Regions from separate parts of the Homo sapiens genome. Here regions 1 and 3 are each linked to region 2. The links are chromatin loops, found by intact Hi-C in ENCODE. Cell type or tissue: Caco-2. All regions are shown on one strand.

Region 1 (8,000 bases), 100 kb after region 2:
GCCTACTCCTGGCCTTTGCTACATTCATTCATCCATTTGACTCACTCTTTTTTTTTTTTTTTTTTTTTTTTTTGAGCTGGAGTCTCGCACTGTCGCCCAGGCTGGAGTGCAGTGGTGCAATCTCAGCTCACTGCAACCTCTGCCTCCCGGGTTCAAGTGATTCTCCTGCCTCAGCCTCCCGAGTAGCTGGGATTATAGGCGCCTGCCACCACACCCAGCTAACATTTTGTATTTTTGGTAGGGATGGGGTTTCACCATGCTGGCCAGGCTGGTCTCGAACTCCTGACCTCGTGATTCGCCCACCTCGGCCTCCCAAAGTGCTGAGATTACAGGCATGAGCCACTGCGCCTGGCCAACTCACCTTTTCTTTATGGAGAAAATGGGCTCTGTGTTTCGGCTGAGGGTCGGCTACATGCCTGCATGAACCAAGAGAGCGAGGCTACACGCACAGCAGCTCTGCAGACTCCAGGGCTGAATGCTCCTGAGGGCAGCACAAAGCCCTGTGGGAGCAGCAAAGGGGAGGGTCTGCCTCACACTCAGGTATTAGGAAGATCTGTGCCCCTTCTCCCTAAGGTAAAGTTTGACTTGGGCCTTAAAGAGGGTATCTGAGTTTGACAATGGAGAAGGACTCAAGACCAGGGGTCCTACAGGGCCTGTGTACCTCCAACAGGGAAGGCTGATCCCAGCTTTAACTCGGTTACCTCATCCTGCCACCATAATGCTGCAACCTCCTTGAGTGAGACTTCTTTTTTTTTTTGGACAGAGTCTCACTCTGTCACCCAGGCTGGAGTAGCTGGGACTAGAGGTATGCACCACTATGCCCAGCTAATTTTTTTGTATTTTTCGTAGAGACAGGGTTTCGCCATGTTGAACAGGCTGGTCTCGAACTTCTGACCTCAAGTGACCCACCCTCCTTGGCCTCCCAAAGTGCTGGGATTACAGGCATGAGCCACCATACCCGGCCGAGTGAGACTTCTTGCGTGGTACATGTTAGGGCCCCTGCAGGACAGAGCCAGCAGGTCGGCTTTATAGGACCAGTACATGCTGCTGAGGTCCTACTCACTAGGAAGTGTCACGGCCCTCAGCCTTAGGCCCCAGTACTCATCAAAAAGGGACTCATGGGTGAGAATGACCAACATGGCTTGTGTCCTTGTAGGCCAGTCAGGGAAAGCCTGTGCTGTAAGGCTGAGATCAATGTCCCACCTTCAGCCAAGGGCCAAGGCCCCCGGGTCTCCACATAGGGAAACCAGAAGAACTGGTCCCTTGGGCTCCTTGGAGTTACCAATCCAGAGGACTGCAGCAGGACTAGGTCCGCCTTTGCAGTTAACCATGTTTGATTACAGCACTTTAGAGTCCATAACTGCACTGTCTGAATAATCATCACAGCCGCTGCCATGAACTGAACTCTTACTATTCCAGGAATGGCTCATATTTTTCACAGACTTTTAACAGTATGATTCTTGAAGGTTTAGGTCATTCTGAAAGTTGATATGCCAATGACAAAAAAAAAATAGCAAGAAAAGAAAAACAACATTTTTTTTTATCATGAACCTACCTTCATTGTATCTGAATATACGTACCGTGCAAGAAGGCTCACTCGGCCTGGCGCGGTGGCTTATGCCTGCAATCCCAGCACTTTGGGAGGCTAAGGCAGGTGGATGTCATGTAGGAGCTGGTTGAAAACTGAATTCCCTTAAAGTACATGTGATGTTTGAGACATTCTGCTGGAATGTAGAATTGACATTCGGGCTGAGGCAGCATTTCCATAGTTCCTCCTGGCCCCGGTCAGTTATGCACAGATGGTACAAAGGGTTCATTCAGCAGGAGAACCTGAGGCCTAGCAGCCTGTCCAAACCCTGCAGCAGGTAAGGGGGGTTCTGTTCTCGTTTTCTTCTGCTGCCAATCCAGCACTTTATATTCTAAAGAAGAATGCAAATTTCCAAGAAAAGCCAGAGAATCAATTAACTAAAGTATCGTATTTTCCTTTGTAAGTGATTTTGAATCCTGTCTGGAACAAAGTGGGCACACATATATACATGCATGCATAACATGCATTAGCTAATGAATTATGGTAGAAGACCCTGCTTACTTATTTTCCATCAGTCAAGCTATAATCATGCTCATTAAATTTGTGATGTAAGAAATTGATTTTGTGGGAAAATTTGTTTTTGTTTTTGTTGTTTTCACCTTTTAGTGGGCAGATCGTTGGAGAAGGCCTGGAGAGGAGCAGCTGGCAGAGGCGGCTCCTTGAAAACAGAGCAGCACTCGTGGCCGGGCGCGGTGGCTCACACCTGTAATCCCAGCACTTTGGGAGGCCAAGGTGGGCAGATCACGAGGTCAGGAGATCAAGACCATCCTGGCTAACACGGTGAAACCCCGTCTCTACTAAAAATACAAAACGTTAGCCGGGCATGGTGGCGGGTGCCTGTAGTACCAGCTACTCGGGACGCTGAGGCAGGAGAATGGCGTGGACGTGGGAGGCAGAACTTGCAGTGAGCCGAGATGGCGCCACTGCACTCCAGCCTGGGTGACAGAGCAAGACTCTGTCTCAAAAAAAAAAAAAAGAACAAAAAAAAACAGAGCAGCACTCAACCACAATTGCCCCTCAGCCCTTCCACTGGTCCCATGAGAGTAAGCATTTCTCCCGGGCACAGTCTGTTTTCGTCTGTATCTGTATCCCCAGGCATCCGTCCATGCCTGACCCTTGCGAACTGCTCATAGTGCTGATGAATGAATGCACCGACGAAAGAATGAATTGGAAAACCCAGTTTCCTCAGTACTGTCAAATTCTAATTTCCAGTCCTCTTTAGCACCTGCTCAGACCAGCAAAGAACAGAACTTGAGCCACAGATGGTGATTGGATTTGGGCAACATGGCCCCATATATGGGTCTATCTCCCACTAGGAGCTGGTGCAAGTGACAGGGAAAAGTCCCAGAAAAGTCTTTCTTGGTGAATTAGCCTGTTTGTTGCAACACTTTTGTAGGTGTAATTCCATCTCTTTTTTCTCTAAAGGAACATGCAGAGAGAAATGAGGCGGGGACAATTGGCTCACATGTTGTCAGATGATGTCCCTTGAGAAGTCCCTGGACTGCTGAGACCTCTCCCATTGCCCAGTCCATAGTCAGAGAGGCCCCAGTATCCCCATGCTGCCCACCACGAGCTCCCTCTGTTGCAACAGTAACTTGTGCCCCAGCGCTTGCTCCCCCTAAGCTTCTTGTAAGTCTCTGTCTGACAGCCCTGTGTCTTCGCACAATGTCTGGTATGCCATGAGGATTTAATAAGTAACCAATAAGTGATAGGATGAATGTCTATTTGTTGGATTGAGCTGTGAGGGTGGTAAAGGTCTACATTCTCCGTGGATCTAAGGACTGCCTTTTTTTTTTTTTTGAGACGGCGTCTTGCTCTGTCACCCAGGCTGGAGTGCAGTGGTGCAATCTCAGCTCACTGCAAGCTCTGCCTCTCGGGTTCACGCCATTCTCCTGCCTCAGCCTCCTGAGTAGCTGGGACTACAGGCGCCCGCCACCATGCCCGGCTAATTTTTTTGTATTTTTAGTAGAGACAGGGTTTCACCATGTTAGCCAGGATGGTCTCGAACCCCTGACCTTGTGATCTGCACACCTCGGCCTCCCAAAGTGTTGGGATTACAGGCATGAGCCACTGCGCCTGGCCCAGAACTATCTCTTAGTCATCTTGATACTGTTAGCATCTAGAGTTGTTCTTCAGTAAACAGCAAATAAATGCATTCCTCAGATAAATATCTTTCAATGCCTTAAAAATGAATCTAATTTTATTGTTGAGGTTATTCAGTTATAGCAATCCTTTAAAGACAATGAAAAGGGAATAAACCCTAAAACCAAAAGACCTGGGTTAAAATCTCACTTCTATGTAGGGAATTTGGTCCCATTCTTAGACTTAGCCTCCAGCTCAGAATTGGACAGAGAGAGGTTGGAAGAGACCCAGAGAGGCTGTCCTGTGGAAAATGAACATCTTGAGTGTCTTGAGAAAATTAGCAAACCTTGCTGAGCTTCAGTTTCTTCCCATGTAAAATAATTCCTGCTATTGTCCATGCAGGAAGCATTGTATTCTGCACAGCCAGCAACAGGAACAGCAGAAATGTCATTCTTTCCCCTGTGTTTCAGTGTCTTCCAATTTCAGATAATGAGTTTGGACCAGATGGTCGCTAATGGTTATTCCAGCTCAATATTTGCTAATTTTCTAAAAACTGAAGAAAGGAGCTTGGGGGTGTGTTTTGGGGCAATGTCTTGCAAGACTGAGACATGAGGGGGACATCAGATCGGGGGCCTTGGGGAGTCAAGGTCAGGCCTAAGTTATATTCTTGCCCGTCTCTGCCCTCTTCCTCCCCCGACCTCGCTGTCCTCATAGCCACCCTATTTTAATATGCTTGGCCTGATCCCCAGCTAGATCAATTTCATTTCAGGAACTTTGATACCTGAGCTGTGGCTCTGGAAACTATATCTCCAGAGGCAACACAATTCACCAAAAACTAATCGCTGGTGTCAATTGGTATTTAAAAAGTTAGACACAATTTCAACCAAAAGCAGATGCTTGACATTTTAATGGGATGTTACCACATTTATGAATTCCGATACGCCTGAAAAAGTATTTCTTAAGGAATTTAAGAGACCCTTCTTTGTTACTTTTATGAACCCTGAGGCATACGGGTTAGCTACTCATCTTCTAGTAGTTCACAGACTCTGCAAAGCATGTGGCATGATGGAAAGAATGAGACCTGAAATGGGAAGGAAAGCCCCATGTTCAAAAGTTCATTCCTTCTCCTACTAATTTGTTACTTAAATGTCGGTTTCTTCACAGTGGAAATAGATCTTTTTTGCTCACCTTGTAGGATGCCATATGGCTTGGAAGTAAGACAATCCAAACACCGAGCCTCACACCTGGCTCTGGAACAGAACTGTTAGCTCTGCTGCTTATCACTCTGCTGTTCTCTGATCATAAAATGATTCATTGTTGGCTGGGCACAGTGGCTCACGCCCGTAATCCCAGCATTTTGGGAGGCCGAGGCAGGTGGATCACGAGATCAGAAGTTCAAGACTAGCCTAGTCAAAATATTGAAACCCCGTCTCTACTAAAAATACAAAAATTAGCCATGTGTGGTGGCAGGCACCTGTAATCCCAGCTACTCGGGAGGCTGAGGCAGAGAACTGCTTGATCCCGGGAGGCAGAGATTGCAGTGAGCCAAGATCATGCCACCGCACTCCAGCCTGGGCAACAGAGTGAGACTCCATCTGTCTCTCTCTCTCTCTCTCTCTCTCTCTGTGTGTGTGTGTATATATATATATATATATATATATATATATATATATATATATATATATATATATATGGCAAAAATGGATAGCTCCTTATCACTTTTAATTTGCCTCTCTCTGAATCTTCTGCTGTGTTTGACGATGTTATAGGCTGGCATCATGCCCAATTTGGCCAAGAAGAATTGGTCTCCTGGTCAGGAAGGTCTTTTCCCTACAAATTCATGGAATGACCAAGGGACTCTCCAGATGTATCTAGTTAAAAGAATAATCTGTCCGTCCTGCACAGCACACTTCCTATCCACATTTAGAATGTTTATGCTGAGAAAGCACCACTGTTTATATTCAATTGACCAAGCTCAGGAAATGGTTCATCAAATTGGCCAGCCATTTAATTTTCTTGGGATACAGTCTTCATGATTATGCAGTTCCTAAATTTAATAAGTCTGACTATGCACAAATTTTCTTTCTTTCTTTTTTTTTTTTTTATTTTGAGACGGAGTCTTGCTCTGTCGCCCAGGCTGGAATGCAGTGGTGCGATCTTGGCTCACTGCAACCTCCGCCTACCGAGTTCAAGGGATTCTTGTGCCTCAGCCTCATGAGTAGCTAAGATTTCAGGTGCATGCCACCACGCTGGCTAATTTTTGTATTTTTAGTAGAGATGGGGTTTCACCATGGTGGCCAGGCTGTTCTCGAACTCCTCCTGACCTCAGGTGATCTGAGCGCCTCGGCCTCCTGAAGTGCTGGAATTACAGGCGTGAGCCACCACATCCAGCCTATTTGTTTTAACTGATATCTTCGTTTCTGGATGTGAGCTCAGCAGATGAGTTCCTTGCTCATATCTGGGAGGGAGAGGGCCATGTGAAAACATTACTTGATGAGTTTTATGAAGGACGTAGGAGGGGAACGACAGTGGGGCCCTGTCCATCCTGAAGGGGACAGAGCGGTATTCTTGGAGGACAGCACTAAGCAAGTCTTGAGGCATAAGCAGGGCACTGCAATAATGAACACCTTCTTACACGTTTCAAAAAGGAAAAGTCAATGTGTTGCTCTTCCTAAAATGTTTTCGGAATTGTTTGTCATTAGCTATGTGTTGCTATGGATTTGAATTCTTTCCATAATTAAAATAAACTCTAACAAGTAAAAAAATATTTTTTAAAAAACAAGATGATGGGGAAAGGCTCTTTAATGTACCCTTTGTGTTTGTAACAGAAAGGAAACAGAACAGAAAACAAACCATCGAATTGAAACCAGCACTTTCCTGCAGGTTAATGAGACATCCTCGCAAACACTAGAAAAAGCAGGTCACACCTCGGTGAGGATCCCATCTACCCACACACATCCCTCTTTAAAGGCCCTGTAATAATGAATCTGCTTTTGTGAGTGAGCAGACATGCCCCACCCCAGTCTTCCTCTAGGACTTTTCCCCCTGCTGTGAGCTGATCCCTGAAGCTGGAGGGGCTGTACTTTCCCACCTAAACCATTATCTCCCCTCCACTCTCAGCGCAGGGCAAGTGCCAACCTCACTCCACTACCCTCAGATGTCAGGCAGGCCGTCAGCCCAGGAGCTAGGAATGCAGGGGTGAAGGCTGCCTTTTCCAAACAGGCAAATGGAATAACTCTGACAAGAGTTGGTGTCTGGCAAACCTAGTGACATCCAGCAAACCTAGCCTGTGGGCAAGATGAGTGTCCTGTCCTGTTGTCTGGCGACTCTGGTGACTCTCCAGTATCAGACGAAAGAAATATCTCCCTTCTGAGACAATGTACACCTGCCTGAACTGGCCTGAAACAAGAGGTGGTAAAATTTCTCCCTCGGTAACATGTGGGTGATGGGATTCTGGATGAAATTTTTTCTATTATCTTAACTTTCAGTGCACTGATTAGATTGTTATTACATTTAATTGGGGGGAGAAACTGGAAGAAGGCTATAGAACTTTTTTTTTTTTTTGAGACTGAGTCTAGCTCTGTCACCCAGCCTGGGGTGCAGTGGCGCAGTCTCGGCTCACTGCAACCTCTGCCTCCCATGTTCATGCAATTCTCCTGCCTCAGCCTCCTGAGTAGCTGGGATTACAGGTGTATGCCACCACGCCCGGCTAATTTTTGTATTTTTAGTAGAGACGGGATTTCACCATGTTGGTCAGGCTAATCTCGAACCCCTGACCTTGTGATCCGCCCACCTTGGCCTGCCAAAGTGCTGGGATTACAGGGGTGAGCCACTGCGCTCGGCCAGAATTTTTTATTACTATGCACATGTTGCAGGAAAATGAAAAGTTAGCCTGCCTTTCCAGTATATGAAAATGTGAATTGCTTTGTGTATATGTTTGAAAAGATGTACAGGAATATATACTTAAAGTCCTGCCATAACCAGCTGCTCTTGAGCATTTGTTTCAGTGGGCACCCCCCACCCCCATCCTGCACTCTTTAGGCTGCCACTGGCTGCCCCCACTGCACAGTCCTCTGGAGACCACCCCGGAGGCTGTGTGCAGGGTCAACCAGGAACCCCACCTGCCCACCCCAGGACCAGGGCAAAGGTCCAGGAACCCACACCCCCTCCCCAACCCATGACACCTACAGCCACGGGCATTGTGGTCCTTGTCCCCACTGCCCAGTCACTGCCTGGTGCCGCCTGAGGTTGCCTTCCTTTGGCTGGTCTGGGCAGGGCCCTCAGGAGGGAGGCCAAGATGTGCCCATGTGAGTGCCTGCTGAGGCGACAG
Region 2 (8,000 bases):
TGGTAGTGCATGCCTGTAATCCCAGCTACTCGGGAGGCTGAGGCAGGAGAATCACTTGAACCCAGGAGGTGGAGGTTGCAGTAAGATGAGATTGTGCCATTGCACACCAGCGTGGACAACAAAAGTGAAACTCCTTCTCAAAAAAAAGAGAAAAGAAAAAAGACATAACTCTGTTGCTGTGTAGACAAAAAACTGTAGGGGAGCAAGAGATGAAGGGGTAAACTAATTAGGAGGCCATAGAGTAGTCCAGGCAAAAGGTGGCAGTGGTTTGGCCCTGAGTGGCAGTGTTGGAGGGGATGATGAATGGGCTGGCTTCAGAAAGTCTGTTTTAAGGTAGAGCTGTCAGGATTTGCTAATGGACTGGATGTCAGGCACAAGAGAGTCTGGATAGCCCCAAGGTTTTCAGCCTGAGCAACTGGCAAGGTGATATATGATACGACGGAATGAATATTTTACATGTCCGCAGGGAAGGAAGGAGCATCCACCGAAAGTTGATGAGACAACTGGTTGTCCACATGTAAAAATAAATTAGATTCATACCTCACCCTGCATAAGAGGTTAAGTTCCCCATGTATTGATGACCTAAATGAAAAATGCAAAACTTTCATATTTTTTTCTTTTTCTTTTTTGTCTTTCTTTTCTTTTTTTTTTTTTTTTTTTTTTTTTGAGACGGAGTTTTACTCTTGTTGCCTAGACTGGAGTGCAGTGGCACTATCTTGGCTCACTGCAACCAGCACTTCCTGGGTTCGAGCAATTCTGCCTCAGCCTCCGGAGTAGTTGGGATTACAGATGCCCGCCACCATGCCCACTAATTTTGTATTTTTAGTAGAGACGGGGTTTCACCATATTGGTCAGGCTGGCCTCAAACTCCTGACCTCAGGTGATCCACCTGCTTCGGCCTCCCACAGTGCTGGGATTACAGGAGTGAGCCACCGCACCTGGCGTAAGTTTTATATTTTAAAAAGAAAAATAAGGCACTTTGGGAGGCTGAGGCAGGTAGATCATGAGGTCAGGAGATTGAGACCACCCTGGCCAACATGGTGAAACCCCATCTCTACTAAAAATACAAAATTAGCCAGGTAGGGTGTCGTGTGCCTGTGGTCCCAGCTACTCAGGAGGCTGAGGCAGGAGAGTCACTTCAACCTGGGAGGCAGAGGCTGCAGTGAGCCGAGATCACGCCACTGCACTCCAGCCTGGGCAACAGAGCGAGACTCTGTCTCAAAATAAATAAATAAATAAATAAATAAATAAATAAATAAATAAATAAAGAATAATAATTATGGCCTTATTTATAAGTAGGACAGGGTTTCTTAAACAAGATGCAAAAGCAAAATCAAAATAATTAAAAATAAATAAACTTTATTATTTAAAGCTTATAAAATGTTCTCTGAAACAAAAACCCAAAAACAAATTGAGAAGACAAGCCACACAGTGAAAGGAGATATTATTAATGCATATAAATGACAAAGAATTAGTACACAGGATATACCAAAAACACCAAAAAAATCAATTTGAAAAGGACACACCTACAAGAAAAGGCAAAATATATGAAAAGGCCAAGGACCGAAGAGGAAATTGAACGATCAGTCCAACAAATGACAATTGCTCAAACTCATCAGTAATCAAGGACACACATAATGAATAGCCTGCATCATCGTTTGATACTTATCAGCTTAGCACAAATGAAAGTGTCTGACAACGCAAGAGTTAGTCAGGAAAAGAAGACGCAAGAAAATTCCTATATGCGACTGGGAATTGTCAGTTCCTGAAATCACTGAGGGAAATAATTTGGCAAGAAGCAAATCTGCTTCGTGGATGTACGGTGCAAGGAGACAAATTGCAGTGTTGTTTATACATGTGTAAGAGCTAACACTTGGAAACTTTTGGAAGAAACAGTCCTCCACAGGCTTCCTGTTCTCCTACAGGTCTTACTGGGTGCACCAAGACTATAAAGCCTTGACTCTTCTTTACTGGATCCATTTTTCGGGGTCGTAGTTGCAGGGAGGAACCTCAAAGGAGAGGGCTTGCCTGCTGCCTGCTATAGGTCCACATGGTGCCCAGCTCAGTGGTCCTCTACTGTGACTTGACCCAATGCATGTGCGGGAGTCATAGGGTCTCTGCATCACCCCGTGGGCATCAGGGCTTGAGGCACCAGTGCAAATACACTGACACTGGCCATTGCTTTAGCTGTGACAAATAAATGAAGTCTTCTGTCTCTGATTCAGAAATCTTAAGTCTTCTGCCAGCATCCATGAAACTGGGGCAGCAGCCTCACTTGTGAATCTGTAAGTAGTGAGTGAAATGTCAGCCTCTTCACAGTTCTTGACAGAAGCCACCCAAATATCCATTATCATCATCATGATTAAATTGTATGATTCATGTGAAATGGAGACAGAGCAGGGATCCCTTTGAGGGGCCTGCCACTCTTCCCAACCAAGCATGGAAATAAAGAAAAATCTTGAGTTCCTTTGAGGGAAATTCCGGGCACCTAGCTAGCCCTGAGGAGTAAGTGAGCAACCTGATAAGCAAGGAGGTAACAATAGCTGAAGACAATAGCCGAGGAAGTTAGAGCCACCAAATGTTTGGTTCCCCATAGAAACTAAAGACAACATCTTAATATATATCCCTGAGTTGTTTTCAAAAAACCTGGACTCCCACCAAATGGAAAATGACATCTGCTGGCACATAGACCTTAGATAACAGAGGAACTGGGGACTGAACTCTGACTGCCATTTTTTGTTCTGAATTTCTTCCTGAGTGGCCTGGAGGAAGTCATGCCTACAGGTCGGAGCTCAGCATTCCTTTCTGTGGACCCCTAGGCTTTAGACAAAGTTTCACTCCCTTAACCAATTCGCAAATCAGAAAATCTTTGAATCTACCCATGACCTGTGCCTCGCCCCACACTTCAAGATATCCCACCTTTTTTGGCCAAACCAATGTAAGACCTCCATGTATTGATTTATGACTTTGCATGTAACTTCTGCCTTCCCACCTTTAAAAACCCTTACACTCAAGCCATTCGGGAGTTTAGGTCCTAGGCGAGAGCTATCCGGTTCTCCTTGCTTGGTGCCCTGTTATAAATGCCTCACTTTTTTCACTGCAAATCCCACTGTCAGTGTTTGGCTTTGCTGTGCCAGGATGGGTGGACCCAAGTTCGGTTTGGTAACAATAAAATGCAATACACTAGTTAAATGGATGTAGCTACATCTGTTGGCATTATCAAATTGCAAAAACATAATGTTCAGTGAAAAAAGCTTGTTAGAGACTGATGTAATCAACAAAAGTTCAATACTTTGCTATATATAGTTTATGGAGCCATTCATCTGTAGCATTAATGTAGCGTCATTCTGGGGATGAAAAACATCAGTTTAAGGACAGGGTGGGAAGCATGGAGAGGCTTCCATGATCCTTGTGTGTGTTGTTTCTTAAGGAAAAAGAGCTGATGAAAATCTGCCAAAATGTTACAGTTTTGTGTGTGAGAATATAGGCGTTCATTATGTTGTTTTTATGCTTTTCTGGATATTTGCAGTCAACCATAATTTCAGAATATCAGTGATGGTGGCGCTTCCCATTTTGTACCATCAATCTGTCTAAGATTCACAGAATTACCTCACATTTCCCTTTAAATATGAATCTTCGTTCTCACAGTTGGAGGCTTAATGTTTCCAAAGGTATAAATGTGGTTTTTTGTTTTTGTTTTTTTGAGACGGAGTCTCGCTCTGTCACCAGGCTAAAATGCAGTGGCGCGATCTCAACTGACTGACTCTGAACTCGGGGTTCAAGAGATTCTCCTGCCTCAGCCTCCCAAGTAGCTGGGACTACAGTCATGCGCCACCATGCCCAGCTAATTTTTTTATTTTTAGTAGAGACGGGGTTTCGCCATGTTGGCCAGGATGGTCTAGATCTCTTGACCTCATGATCCTCCTGCCTCAGCCTCCCAAAGTGCTGGGATTACAGGCGTGAGCCACCATGCCCGGACAAATATGTGTTTTTGTAGGTGGAAACTTCTCTCAAATTAAAACATCCTCTATACCAGAAACCTGGGGAAAAAACATCATTAGTTGGCCTGACAGGAAATCAGGCAGTTTTGTTTTTTTTAAACAAAAAAAAAAAACATTAAAGTCCTAATGTGGAGGCAGAGAAAAACCCATGCTGCTCACTGTCTGTGGCCTGATGCCTCCATCTCTTTCTGCGGGACCTTTGTCCCAGGTCTCCCTCTCCTGACCTAGATGAATGAATGAAATGAACTAATGTGTACACAGACTCTGTGTACATATGGCTTTGATTTGGGAGAAAAGATGAATCACTCTGAGCTGGTAATCTGATCTTTGCCCTTCTGCTAGTAAACAGTTGAAAGATAACTCAATACATTCTCCGTCTGCCTTTTAAAACCAGAATAGCAAATAAAGGCCCTAGAGGGGCCTGGTTTGGATGGGGGAAGCCATTTATCACCTTCAGGGAAAAGAGAATGTAAATAGGTCCACATTTATTCTCCGGTCCTCCCGTGGCCACGACAGCCTTAGAAATACTCACCTTGTTTCAGTTAGCAGGCCAAGGGTCAGCGGTCAACAGAGCTGCTCCAGCAAGCTCTGTGTGGTGCCTCAAACAGGCCACACAAAGAGATGCTGTTTAAAATCGGAATTCCTTTCACCCTGAGTAAGTTTCCAAAGCAAAGGGGTCACCCGGTGAGTGTTGGTGCAGTCCTCACTGTTTGTCCTGCCTCTTGCTACAGAGGACATCTGGCAAAAGCAGATCAGAAAATGAAAGAAGTCTGTCCCAGTTCTGCCCTCCCCAGGTGGTAGAATTTCTCATGCGATTGTTGCTTGGGGTGTGTCACTCTGTACTTGAGTAGGTGGAGGGTGAACAGACTGATCAGCTGGCTATGAGATGAGAGCAGGATGATGATCATTCACTGGGATGTGTCTGGCCAACTGGGAAGAGTCAGGTAGCTCAAGGCCTGGAGATTCTCATCAGGGAGAGCACAATGGGGCCAGGCCTATAGCTGAGGTCCAGGCACAGAGGCTGGGCTATGAGAACCAGTGTCCTCAGTGACTGCGACAATGACATGTCCTCTGTCACCACCTGCTACCGTGAGGCCCCAGCCCCGGCTGACCTGTAGACTCAGATCTGGGCCTGAGAGGGAGGCTTGACTTCAGCCCCTCTCATGAACAGAATCCACAGCACCAGGGCTGAGAGTGGTGGCAGGGCCCAGGAACAGTGATATCCAGTAGAATAAGTGTGACCCACCCCAGCCCCCCACAAACCAGAGGGAGTGCTGAGCACCTCCGCCCAGCCTCAGGCAGCTGACTTCACTAAAGGAGGCCAAAAGGAAAGAAAAATGTGACAAGTGTGTTTTGATGGCTGATGCGCAGGCTCCCAGAGAACCTTCAGAAATCAGGTGGGAGTTGGAAAGATTTTTGAATTGTCCTCCTGCAATAGCATGTTGAAGAAAAACTAGCTAAATATACTTTATGTGTAATTCCATGTCCATATGCATGATTTCTTAGGTGGCAACCAAAGGCAAGGAGTTCCTGTGCAAATGGTATTGCCAATATTAAGGTTCTCAATACAGTATATATTTTGTTGTATTCATTTGCTAGGGCTGCCAGAACAAAGTTCCACAAATTGGTTGCCTTAAACAACAAAAATGCATTGTCTCACAATTTCTGGAGGACAGAAGTCTAAGATCAAGGTGTTGGCAGTGTTGTTCCTTCTAAAGGCTGAAGGAGAATCTGTTGCAGGCCTCTCTCCTTGGCTTGAGGACAACCATCTTCTCTCTGTGTCTCTTCCCATCATCTTCCCTCCAGGCATGTCTGGGTCCAAATTTCCCCTTTTTATTATTTTTTATGTATTTATTAATTTTTTTTTTGAGATGGAGTTTCACTCTTGTTGCCCAGCCTGGAGTGCAATGGCGCAATCTCGGCTCACTGCAACCTCTGCCTCCCGGGTTCAAGCGATTCTGCTGCCTTAGCCTCCCAAGTAGCTGGGATTACAGGTGCCTGCCACCATGCCCAGCTATTTTTTTTTCTTGTATTTTTAGTAGAGATAGGGTTTCTCCATGTTGGCCAGACTGGTCTTGAACTCCTGACCTCAGGTGATCCACCCACCTCGGCCTCCCAAAGTGCTGGGATTACAGGCATGAGCCACCATGCCCAGCCAAATCTCCTCTTCTTTATAAGGACACCGGTCATATTGGATGAGTCATATTGGATTACATGCCCACTCTACTCTAGTATAACCTCATTTTAATTTGATCACATTTTCAAAAACCCTGTTTCCAAATGCAGTTGCATTCTGAGGTACTAGGGGTTAGGACTTGGACATAGACATTTTGGGGGACACAATTCAACCCTTATTTGCCAAATCACTTTTTAGAATGATTAAGGCAATTAATGATCTTCTTAAAGTGAAGAAACAACCCACAGAATGGGAGAAAATATTTGCAAACTACCCATCTGACAAGGAATTAATAACCAGAATATATAAGGAGCTCAAACAACTCAACAGGAAAACATCTAGTAATCCAATCAGAAATCAAAATCTAGTAATCCAAATAAAAAATCAGAAATGAATAGATATTTCTCAAAAGAAGACTTACAAATGGCAAACAGGCATATGAAAAGGTGGTCATCGTCACTGATCATCAGAGAAATGCAAATCAAAACTACAATGAGATATCTCACCCCAGTTAAAATGGCTTTTATCCAAAAGACAGGCAATAACAAATGCTGGTGAGGATGTGGAGAAAAGGGAACACTAGTATATTGTTAGTGGGAATGTAAATTAGTACAACCACTATGGAGAACAGTTGGGAGGTTCCTCAAAAAACTAAAAATAGAACTAGCATATGATCCAGCAATCCCAGTGCTGGGTCTATACCCAAAAGGAAGGAAATCAGTATATTGAAGAGATATCTGCACTCCCATGTTTGTTGCAGCACTGTTCACAATAGCTAAGACTTAGAAGCAAATTTACAGTCCATCAACAGATGAACAGATAAAGAAAATGTGGTACATATACACAATGGAGTACTATTCAGCCATAAAAAGAATGAGATCCTGTCATTTGCAACAACATGGATGGAACGAAACTGGAGGACATTATGTTAAGTGAAATAAGCCAGGCACAGAAAGACAAACATCACATGTTCTCACTTATTTGTGGGATCTAAAAATCGAAACCATTGAAATCATGGACATAGAGAATAGGAAGGATGATTACCAGAGGCTGAAAAGGATAGTAGAGGACTGGGGAGATAAGGTGGGAATGGTTCATGGGTACCAAAAAAAAAAATAGAAGAATGAATAATACCTACTATTTGATAGCACGACAGGGAGACTATAGTCAATAATAATTTAAGTGTACATTTTAAAATAATTAAAAGTATAATTGGATTGTTTATACCACAAAGAATAAATGCTTGAGGGTATGGATACCCCATTCTTCATGATGTGCCTATTTCACATTGCATGCCTGTATTAAAACATCCCACGTACCCCATAAATATATACCCCTACTGTGTACCCACAAAAATTAAAAATAAAAAATTTTTTAATCTTGTCAACAGTGTATTAGGACATTGTGTTGTTGCAATTTCCTTAGCATCAAGTTCCGTCTTTAAAAAAAAAAAAAAAAAGCTTACTGATAGGTTTTTAGAGCCTGGTAATTCATTCTTTTTTGTTTTTTGTTTTTGCTCCGTTGCCCAGCCTGGAGTGCAGTGGCACAATCTGGGCTCACTGCAACCTCCGCCCCCTGGGTTCAAGCAATTCTTCTGCCTCAGCCTCCCAAGTAGCTGGGATTTTAGGTGCCAGCCACCACACCCGGCTAATTTTTGTATTTTTAGTAGAGATGAGGTTTTGCCATGTTGGCCAGGCTGGTCTCAAACTCCTGACCTCAGGGGATCCACCCGCTTCAGCCTCCCAAAGTGCTGGGATTACAGGCATGAGCCACTGTGCCCGGTCGGTAATTCATTCTTAAGTAAACTGGCCATATATGAATTG
Region 3 (8,000 bases), 210 kb after region 2:
GACCAGCTCGGATGCCAGGGTTAGGAAATAGATTCCACCTTTTGACGAGTCTTGGGAGAGAAATATTGTGGCCATGTTTTTCATTCTAAAATGTTGCTTGACTCTTCCATTTACTTATTCAGCAAATTTTATTTTAAAAATTGGCCCCTTGCTGATACCTGCAACCCACCTAAGGAATGACACAGCCTCACACTTCTGAGGTGACTGCATGATTTGGCTATGAGCTTCCTAGTAGCCATTGTGATGAGGGAAACAATGGTTTTGAATTGTTTTTTGGTATCTAAGCGATTTAAAAAAAAGAGTTAAGAAAAACAGATAATGAACAGAAACAAGTTATTCTGGAAAGTAGAGAAGTTTCTGAGGCTGAATCCTGAGGTGGGTGGTCCCATAGGGTCCCTGCATAGTCCTCAGCATACCCTGCACCCACCACATTAGAGAAGTGGAACACAACAGTCTCTAACACTCCCAGTGGTGGCCAAAGGCAGTGTGATAAGATTCAGGCCCCTAAGAATAAGGTGCCAGGGATTTGAGCATCCTGTGCTCCATGTGTCCAACTCTGAGACACAAGGACAAAGCACTAGAATATTGCACTCGAGCTACAGAAGAATAAACCTAGGTGTGTGGGACTACAGAGGCATGAGCATCTGTCCTAGCTTACCCTCTGAAGTTTGCCCAACCAGCGTCGCACCACGTCCTATCCCTATTACCCTAGACAAAGAGGTGACCACGCTGTGCCTCAGTTTACTTCTGGTGTTACAGTGATATTTTCATGAAGTCACACCTGAAAATCCCTGGGGTGAGCAGTCACTGTGACCTGACATCAGAGGCCAGGGGTCTGGCAGTTGTGTATGGGGACACCCATGGCCTGCCTGATGTGGGGGTCACACAAGGTCACACAGGGTTGCTTGGGGATTACAGCCTGTTTCTAGATGGATCTGGTGGCGCCTGGGTTCCTCACTGAGGACTTGGAGGCTCCAGGCTCCAGGACATTCCCAAGTCCCCCAGCCAGGACCTCAGAAAGGACACTGTTCTGGGTGGGTTTGAGAGGAGCAAGTTAGGGGTGCTGAGAGGTGGGGCTGCTGTTGCCCCTGGAAAGGGGGTCATTTGTAGGCTGATGTCTGTGCTGGGATCCCAGTTCGAGGGTTGCAGGAGCAGCCAGCGGGACCACAGGCAGAGTCGGCCAAGGACTGGTTGCCCCTGACAGCAGCAGAGAGGTGGACAAGGGAGTCTGGGGAGAATGCCACCGGGTGAGAAGTTAGGTTTAGGGCTTTGGTTGGGCAGATTTATGGAAGACATGAAAACACCAGGTTTTGGACAGAGTGATATCTTAATTGGTTTGTGCTGCTACAACCTGATACCTTAGATTGGGCAATTGATAGACGACAGGAATTTATTTCTCACAGTTCTGGAGGCTGGAAGTCCAAGATCAAGGCCCTCGGTGTCTGGTGAGGGCCTGTTTCCTGGTTCATAGATGGTGACTTCTATGTGCCCTCACATGGTAGAGGGGTGAGGGAGCTCCCTGGGGTCATTATTATGAGGCCCTAAGCCCATCCTGAGGCTCCAGCCTCATGACCTAACCACCTTCCTGAGGCCCCAGCTCCTCATACCATCACCTTGGGGTTCAGGTCTTCAACATAGGAATTGGGGGTAGGGGGGCGGGTCACAGACATTCTGACCATGGCAATGATGCAGAAAAGCCCAGTTTGAGGTGGGCTGCAAAGGGAGACCCGCGGCCGGCTCTTGCAGTCCTGCGGGGGTGGAGCAGGTGGTGTAGACCCAGCTTCCTACCTTGGGGCCCCAGTGGCCCTCAGCAGCATCGTGAATCCCTTCATGCTAGGTGTAGTGTGTGTGGATTGTTCTCAGGGTTTGTAGCTTCATCAGATCATCAGGGCTGCTCGACCGCCGAATGTGAAGGCCAGGGTTTCCTTGTCCTATGCTACAGCAGCTCTCTCTGCGTGTCCTGGTCCCCAGGCTGCCCATTGCCCTGATGAAGATGCATGGTGGAGCTTGGGCCTGGAATGAGGGGGAGTGGAAGGAGGTGAGTGCAGAGATGGACAAGGGCCCCAGGGAGACTGGGGCCATAGGATGCTGTGAACTTTGATGGAGGCCTCAGAGATGTAGAGCAGGAGGGCTGGCCTCTCGTAAGATTGGCTCCTGTGGCTCTTGTTTTAGCCCCTTCCAGCCCCCATCCCTGCCTCTTGTTCTCCATTCTCTGCATAGTCCTGGGGTGCGTAAAGATGATGTGACGAGGCTGAGGCACCGCCCTGCACCAGAAAGTTCTTGGAACTCGCCAAGGGCACATTCCTAAGATGCAATGTTGTGAAGCCACCTCTGCTGTCCCTTGGAGAATTCTCCCGCTCCCATTATTAAAAATCTGAACATGTGTCTTGATGTCTGTTTATTTATTTATTTATTTTTTGTGAGATGGAGTTTTGCTTTGTTGCCCAGGTGTGAGTGCAGTGGCGTGATCTTGGCTCACTGCAACCTCCACCTCTCAGGTTCAAGCAGTTCTTCTGCCTCAGCCTCCCAAGTAGCTGAGACTACAGGCGCGCGTCACCATGCCTGGCTAATTTCTGTATTTTTAGTAGAGATGGAGTTTCACCATATTGGCCAGACTGGTCTCAAATTCCTGATCTCATGATCCGCCCACCTTGGCCTCCCAAAGTGATGGGATTACAGGTGTGAACCACCACGACCTGCCTGTCTGTATATTTAAATATGCATTAAACATGGGGTTGGAAGAGTGACATGGGAGGTCTATATACACGGGCGTTGCGAGATTTGCTTCTGCCTTCCAGTGCTTTCCCTTGGGCTCCCTCTGGGGAGATTTCGGCTCTGGGAGATTTGCGGCCAGTTTTGCCATTACCAGGTGAGTGGAAGGGCTCGAGGGGGTCATGCAAAGCTTCCTCCTGCTCATGGCCTTGGACATAACCAAGGAGGGCTTGGACTTGGACCCTGAGCAGGGTTTTCCTGCAGGTGTACACAGAGGAATGTCCCATAGGGTGGCTGTGTGGGAGAGTGGGACCCTGGGGAGGCAGAGCTGGGACCCTCTGCTGAGGGGGGCCCCAGGCAGTGGGCCTTGTCCTCTCCTCATGCGTGGGAAACCTGCCCAGGGAGGCTGTGGTTATTTTGTCCCAGTTTTTCCATCGACGAAACAGGAGTCGGTGGAAATTTGCAAGTAGGTGATGGGAGAGGTGGGCCTGAACCCCAAGTCCTTAGAATGAAAACCTGGGCCTTTCTTGGTCCCTGCAGGTGTGCTCCACTGCAGGGTGGGGAGGTGCTGGGGTCGGCCTCTTTGAAGTTGGGCTGATGGACACAAAGGGGTTGGGGTTGGTGGAGGCACCCACTCTTGCATGGAGGAGGGTGTGGGACCCTCTGCCAAGTGTCAAGTTAGCCTGAAATGAGGCACAGACTGGGAGCTTTGCTTTTTGCCCTGGGGTAAGAATAAAAGAAGAAAACAATGCAGGCCGAGGAAGCATTCCTAGGAGGTGGCGCAGCCTCTTTGATCCTCCTCGGCACCGGCTTGCTGTAGCTTGCTCTTATCAGGACGGCAAATACCCTGTTTCCTTTTATGTTGGGAACCTACAAGAGGCTCTGATGCTAGAATCGGGCTCCCTCATTCTTGCCTGCAGGAAGCAGTGTCCTGTATACAGGCGTCAGCACCCACATGGGGGTGGACAGTGGAGGGCCAGCCTGGGCCTGCCTCGTGTGCTCAGGCCTCCTTGGTGGGGGTGGGAGTGGTGCAGAAGTTCTCGTCATTTGTCATTTGCCAGAGGGACGATGGGCAGACAGCAGAGATGTCCCGAGGCCTGCTCACCGCAGGCCTTCTACGCAGCCCTCTGGAAAAGAGGCCATCCTTCCAGTTTGGAGACTTCCTCTGGAGAATTCCATGACACACATTCTTGAACTGTGGATGTAATCCAGTAAGGCGTGGTTCATGGCATGTGGTGTGGAATAATTCATTGTTGGACAGTTTGCTCTAGGAATGGCGTGGCCTCCCTACCTCCTCCCACTACATGCTAGTGGCCACCCCAGTGGTGGTGATGGTTAAAATGTCCTCACATTTCCAAATGTCCCCAGCGCCTCCAATTATTAGTAGGCAGAGAAGTCAGTTGGCACTTAAAAAAACAAACTAGGATGAAAAATCCCAGAGAGTATTCTGCCAGTTGCCACGTCATATTCCCATAAAACCTTCAGTTATTTACCCATATGGGTGCTTTACCTGGTTGTTACTTAAGATAGATTTCTGTATGTGTTGCAAGGAAAGGCATTGCAGAAATGGACAGGACCATTTTTTTCGTTCCACATTGTGACTCTTCCTTTCCTGTATTTGAAAGATTAAAAGATAGCACCCCCTAGATGGGTGAGGGTTGGGTTAAATAGTAGTGTTGGGACAGAAAGGTCCATTTGTGAGCTCGCTGCAGGCAGGTTTGATGGTTCTGGTGGAAGTAGCCTTGGCGGCTGCTGGTTTTCAAAGCCTCTGACAAAGCTGTGCATATCACCCGTGACTGCACCCTGAGGAAAGACGAAAAGTCAGCCTCTCCCTTACGTAGGACGCTTGTAAACTTTCCCAGACGCACTGTTGGTCTTAAGGATTGTTCTGACCCTGGACATTTGCAGGACTTGTCCAAGGTGGATCTGAGCCTCCTCATGTGCTCCAGGCAGAGATCAGGATTCGGATGCATCACCAACTGGTGGAAGATGGGGACTAGGCACCCTGCACACCCTGCACAGGTCAGGTTCTGTTGCTCCCCGCCCCCGCTGCTCCTGGTTATCGTCTGTGGGGGGCATGGCTTGGTGGCAGGGACTGGAGGACAGAGGGCTGGGAGTAGGGCCTCTTGGCTGCAACCTGCCCTTCTGCCCAGCACCGTTGCATTGAGAATCGCCAGGTGCCATTCCTTCCTTGCATGCCATGCTCACTGTACCAAAGACTTGTGGAGTTTTGCCATTTGGGTTTATGGGAGGTTGCATTCCCCTCAGCCCAGCCAGTGAGAGCGGGCAGCGTCTGGCCTGGGGCCCGCACTTTGCAGCCCCTGAAGATCTCAGCTGTTATGCCTCTGCTTTGCTTCCCTCAGCTTGGGAAGCTTCACTCGCCCCTGCCCCCAGAGTGTGACTCAGATGTACCCACTGACCGGAGGAACTTGTTGGGAGGAAGTCACAATTATGGGCTTAGGGAAAGAAAAGTCAAACAACCAACAAAATAATAATCATGCTCGCCTGTGGATTGGGCCTAAGGGATGTGGGGCCCTCTGTCGTCCTCGGTTCCCTACCTCAGAGCTTCAGATGCCCAGACTCAGGCCGGAGGCTCCTAGGGCCCCAGGACAGGCAGAACACCCACATTCATGGGGGTGCAGAGTTGTCCCCAGATGGCCTGGAGAGACCCCTGCTCAGGGGGTCTTGGCCCTTAGTGTGTCTCAGGATGAGGACTCTAAATAATCTATCTGGGAACCTCCTTAGAGTAGCTGACTTGTTTTACTAAAGGTAATTTTTTAAAAATCACGTTTTGATTTTAAAGTGTCTCCAGGATCTTCTGCAGTTTACTAGAACCTCTTACTGCTCAATTGTCAACAGGGTTATTCTACAAAAGAGGGCATGTGGGTTCAAGGAGAATCTGAACATGGGATTCACACACTGAACTCCAACTGGTTGCCTCCGCCTTTGTGTGTGTTTATATGCGTATGTGTGTATGTAAGTGCACGTTCCTAAATGTATATGTACACAAGTGTATGTGTGTCCACATGAACACACACATGTATACCGTGCATGCATGCATGCACACCTACATGTATGTGTCTATGTGCATGTAATGTGCATGTGTGTATTATGTGTGTGCAGGCTTACTTTGGAGATACTGCAGTTTGGTGCCAACTGGACCATTGCAATAAAATGAATATTGAGATAAAGTAAGTTGCACACATCTTTTAGTTTCCCAGTGCATATAAAAGTTGATTATACTAAGCTGTAGTTATATTAAGTGTGAAAATGGCAGTATGTCTAGAAAAACAATGTACATGTCAATTTAAAAATGCGTTATTGCTAAAGAATGGTAACAATCATCTGAGCCTTCAGCAAGTTAAAATCTTTTTGCTGATGGAAAGTCTTGCCTACAAGTTCATGGCTTTGGACGGATCAGTAGCTACTGAAGGTTGGGGTGGCTGTGGCAATTCCTTAAAATAAGACGATGATAAAGTTTGCCACGTCAGTTGACTCCTTCATGAAAGACTTCTCTGTAGCATGTGATGGTGTTTAATAGCATTTTATCCACGGTAGAACTTTTTTCAAAATTGGAATTAGTCCTTTCAAACCCTCTTGCTGCTTTATTACATTTACACAATTACATTTGTGTAACTTTCTTTTTTTTTTTTTTTTGAGACAAAGTCTTGCTCTTGTCCCTCAGGCTGGAGTGTGTTGGCATGATTTCAGCTCACTGCAACCTCCGCCTCCTGGGTTGAAGCGATTCTCCTGCCTCAGCCTCCCAAGTAGCTGGGATTACAGGCGCCTGCCACCACACCCGGCTAGTTTTGGTATTTTTAGTAGAGACAGGGTTTCACCGTGTTGGCCAGGCTAGTCTGGAACTCCTGACCTCAGGTGATCCACCCGCCTCAGCCTCCCAAAGTGCTGGGATTACAGGCTTGAGCCACCACGCCCGACCACATTTGTGTAATTTTCTAAATATTTTGTTGTTATTTCAATAATATGTACAGCATCTTCTTTATCAAGGGTAGATTCCATTCTTTTTTTTTTGAGACAGAGTCTCGCTCTGTTGCCAGGCTGGAGTGCAGTGGCGCAATCTCGGCTCACTGCAACCTCTGCCTCCCGGGTTCAAGCGATCCTCCTGCCTCCGCCTCCTGAGTAGCTGGGATTACAGGCGCACACTACCATGCCCAGCTAATTTTTGTATTTTTAGTAGGACGGGGTTTCACCATGTTGGCCAGGATGGTCTCCATCTCTTGACCTTGTGATCCACCTGCCTCAGCCTCCCAAAATGCTGGGATTACAGGTGTGAACCACCGTGCTCGGCCCGATTCCATCTTAAGAAACCACTTTCTTTGCTTATGCATAAGAAGCAACTTCTCATCCATTAAAGATTGATCATGCGATTGCAGCAATTCAGTCACATCTTCAGGCTCCACGTCTAGTTCTAGTGCTCTTGCTGTTCCCAGCACATTTGCAGCTCCTTTCTTCACTGAAGTCTTGAACCCTCAAGATCATTCATAAGGGTTGAAATCAACTTCTTCCAAACTCCTGTTAATATTGACAATTTGACTTCCTCTCATGAATCACAAATGTTCTTAAAGGCATCTGGACTGTTGAATCTTTTCCAGATTTGTTTTTTTTTTTGTTTTTTTTTTTGAGATGGAGTCTTCCTCTGTCACCCAGACTGGAGTGCAGTGGCGCAATCTCAGCTCACTGCAACCTCTGCCTCCTGGGTTCAAGTAATTCTCCTGTCTCGGCCTCCCGAGTAGCTGGGATTACAGGCACCCGCCACCATGCCTGGCTAATTTTTGTATTTTTAGTAGAGACAGGGTTTCACCATGTTGGCAGGTAGGTCTTGAACTCCTGACCTCAGGTGATCTACCCGTCTTGGCCTCCCAAAGTGCTGGGATTACAGGTGTGAGCCACTGTACCTGGCCCAAAATGTATTTCTTAAAAAGTAAGACTTGAGGGCCAGGCACAGTGGCTCACGCTTGTAATCCCAGCACTTTGGGAGGCCGAGGTGGGCGGATCACCTGAGGTCAGGCGTTCGAGACCAGCCTGGCCAACATGGTGAAACCCCGTCTCTACTAAAAATACAAAAATTAGACAGGCTTGGTGGCAGCCTCCTGTAATCCCAGCTACTCGGGAGGCTGAGGCAGGAAAATCGCTTGAACCTCGAGGTGGAGGTTGCAGTGAGCCGGAGGCTGCAGTTAGCCGAGATTGCACCATTGCACTCCAGCCTGGGCAAAAAGAGCCAGACTTCATCTCAAAAAAAAAAAAGTAAGAGTTGAAAGTCAAAATTA

Evidence for each region. Peaks named below come from ENCODE experiments on the same cell type or tissue, not always from the same donor. Only the 100,000 strongest peaks of a DNase experiment are listed, where the experiment ranks them.
Region 1: it touches region 2 in a loop (3.0-fold over the local background); 6 of 110 quality-filtered maps call a loop at or near these places.
Region 3: a loop joins it to region 2, with 9 times the contacts of the local background. A loop is called at or near these places in 2 of 110 quality-filtered maps.

The regions. Positions count from the first base shown.
Region 1 is chr7:47,660,104-47,668,103 of GRCh38, reverse strand. It overlaps LINC02902 (long intergenic non-protein coding RNA 2902), which reads right to left. Exons shown (of 3, transcript NR_171030.1): 3 at 6,456-8,000. Among named protein-coding and RNA genes, the nearest start is that of LINC02902, 8.9 kb to the right of the region's middle. RefSeq lists an enhancer at 7,705-8,000. In Caco-2, no CTCF peak of the experiment used is centred here; DNase peaks (open chromatin) are centred at 1,238 and 3,203.
Region 2 is chr7:47,760,112-47,768,111 of GRCh38, reverse strand. It overlaps LINC00525 (long intergenic non-protein coding RNA 525), which reads right to left and starts at 6,636. Exons shown (of 3, transcript NR_038407.1): 1 at 6,599-6,636; 2 at 4,534-4,739; 3 at 1,340-2,283. In Caco-2, no CTCF peak of the experiment used is centred here; a DNase peak (open chromatin) is centred at 4,531.
Region 3 is chr7:47,553,771-47,561,770 of GRCh38, reverse strand. The region is part of intron 1 of TNS3 (tensin 3); the gene reads left to right. Among named protein-coding and RNA genes, the nearest start is that of TNS3, 24 kb to the left of the region's middle. RefSeq lists enhancers at 3,253-3,980, 4,709-5,437. In Caco-2, no CTCF peak of the experiment used is centred here; DNase peaks (open chromatin) are centred at 2,945 and 3,590.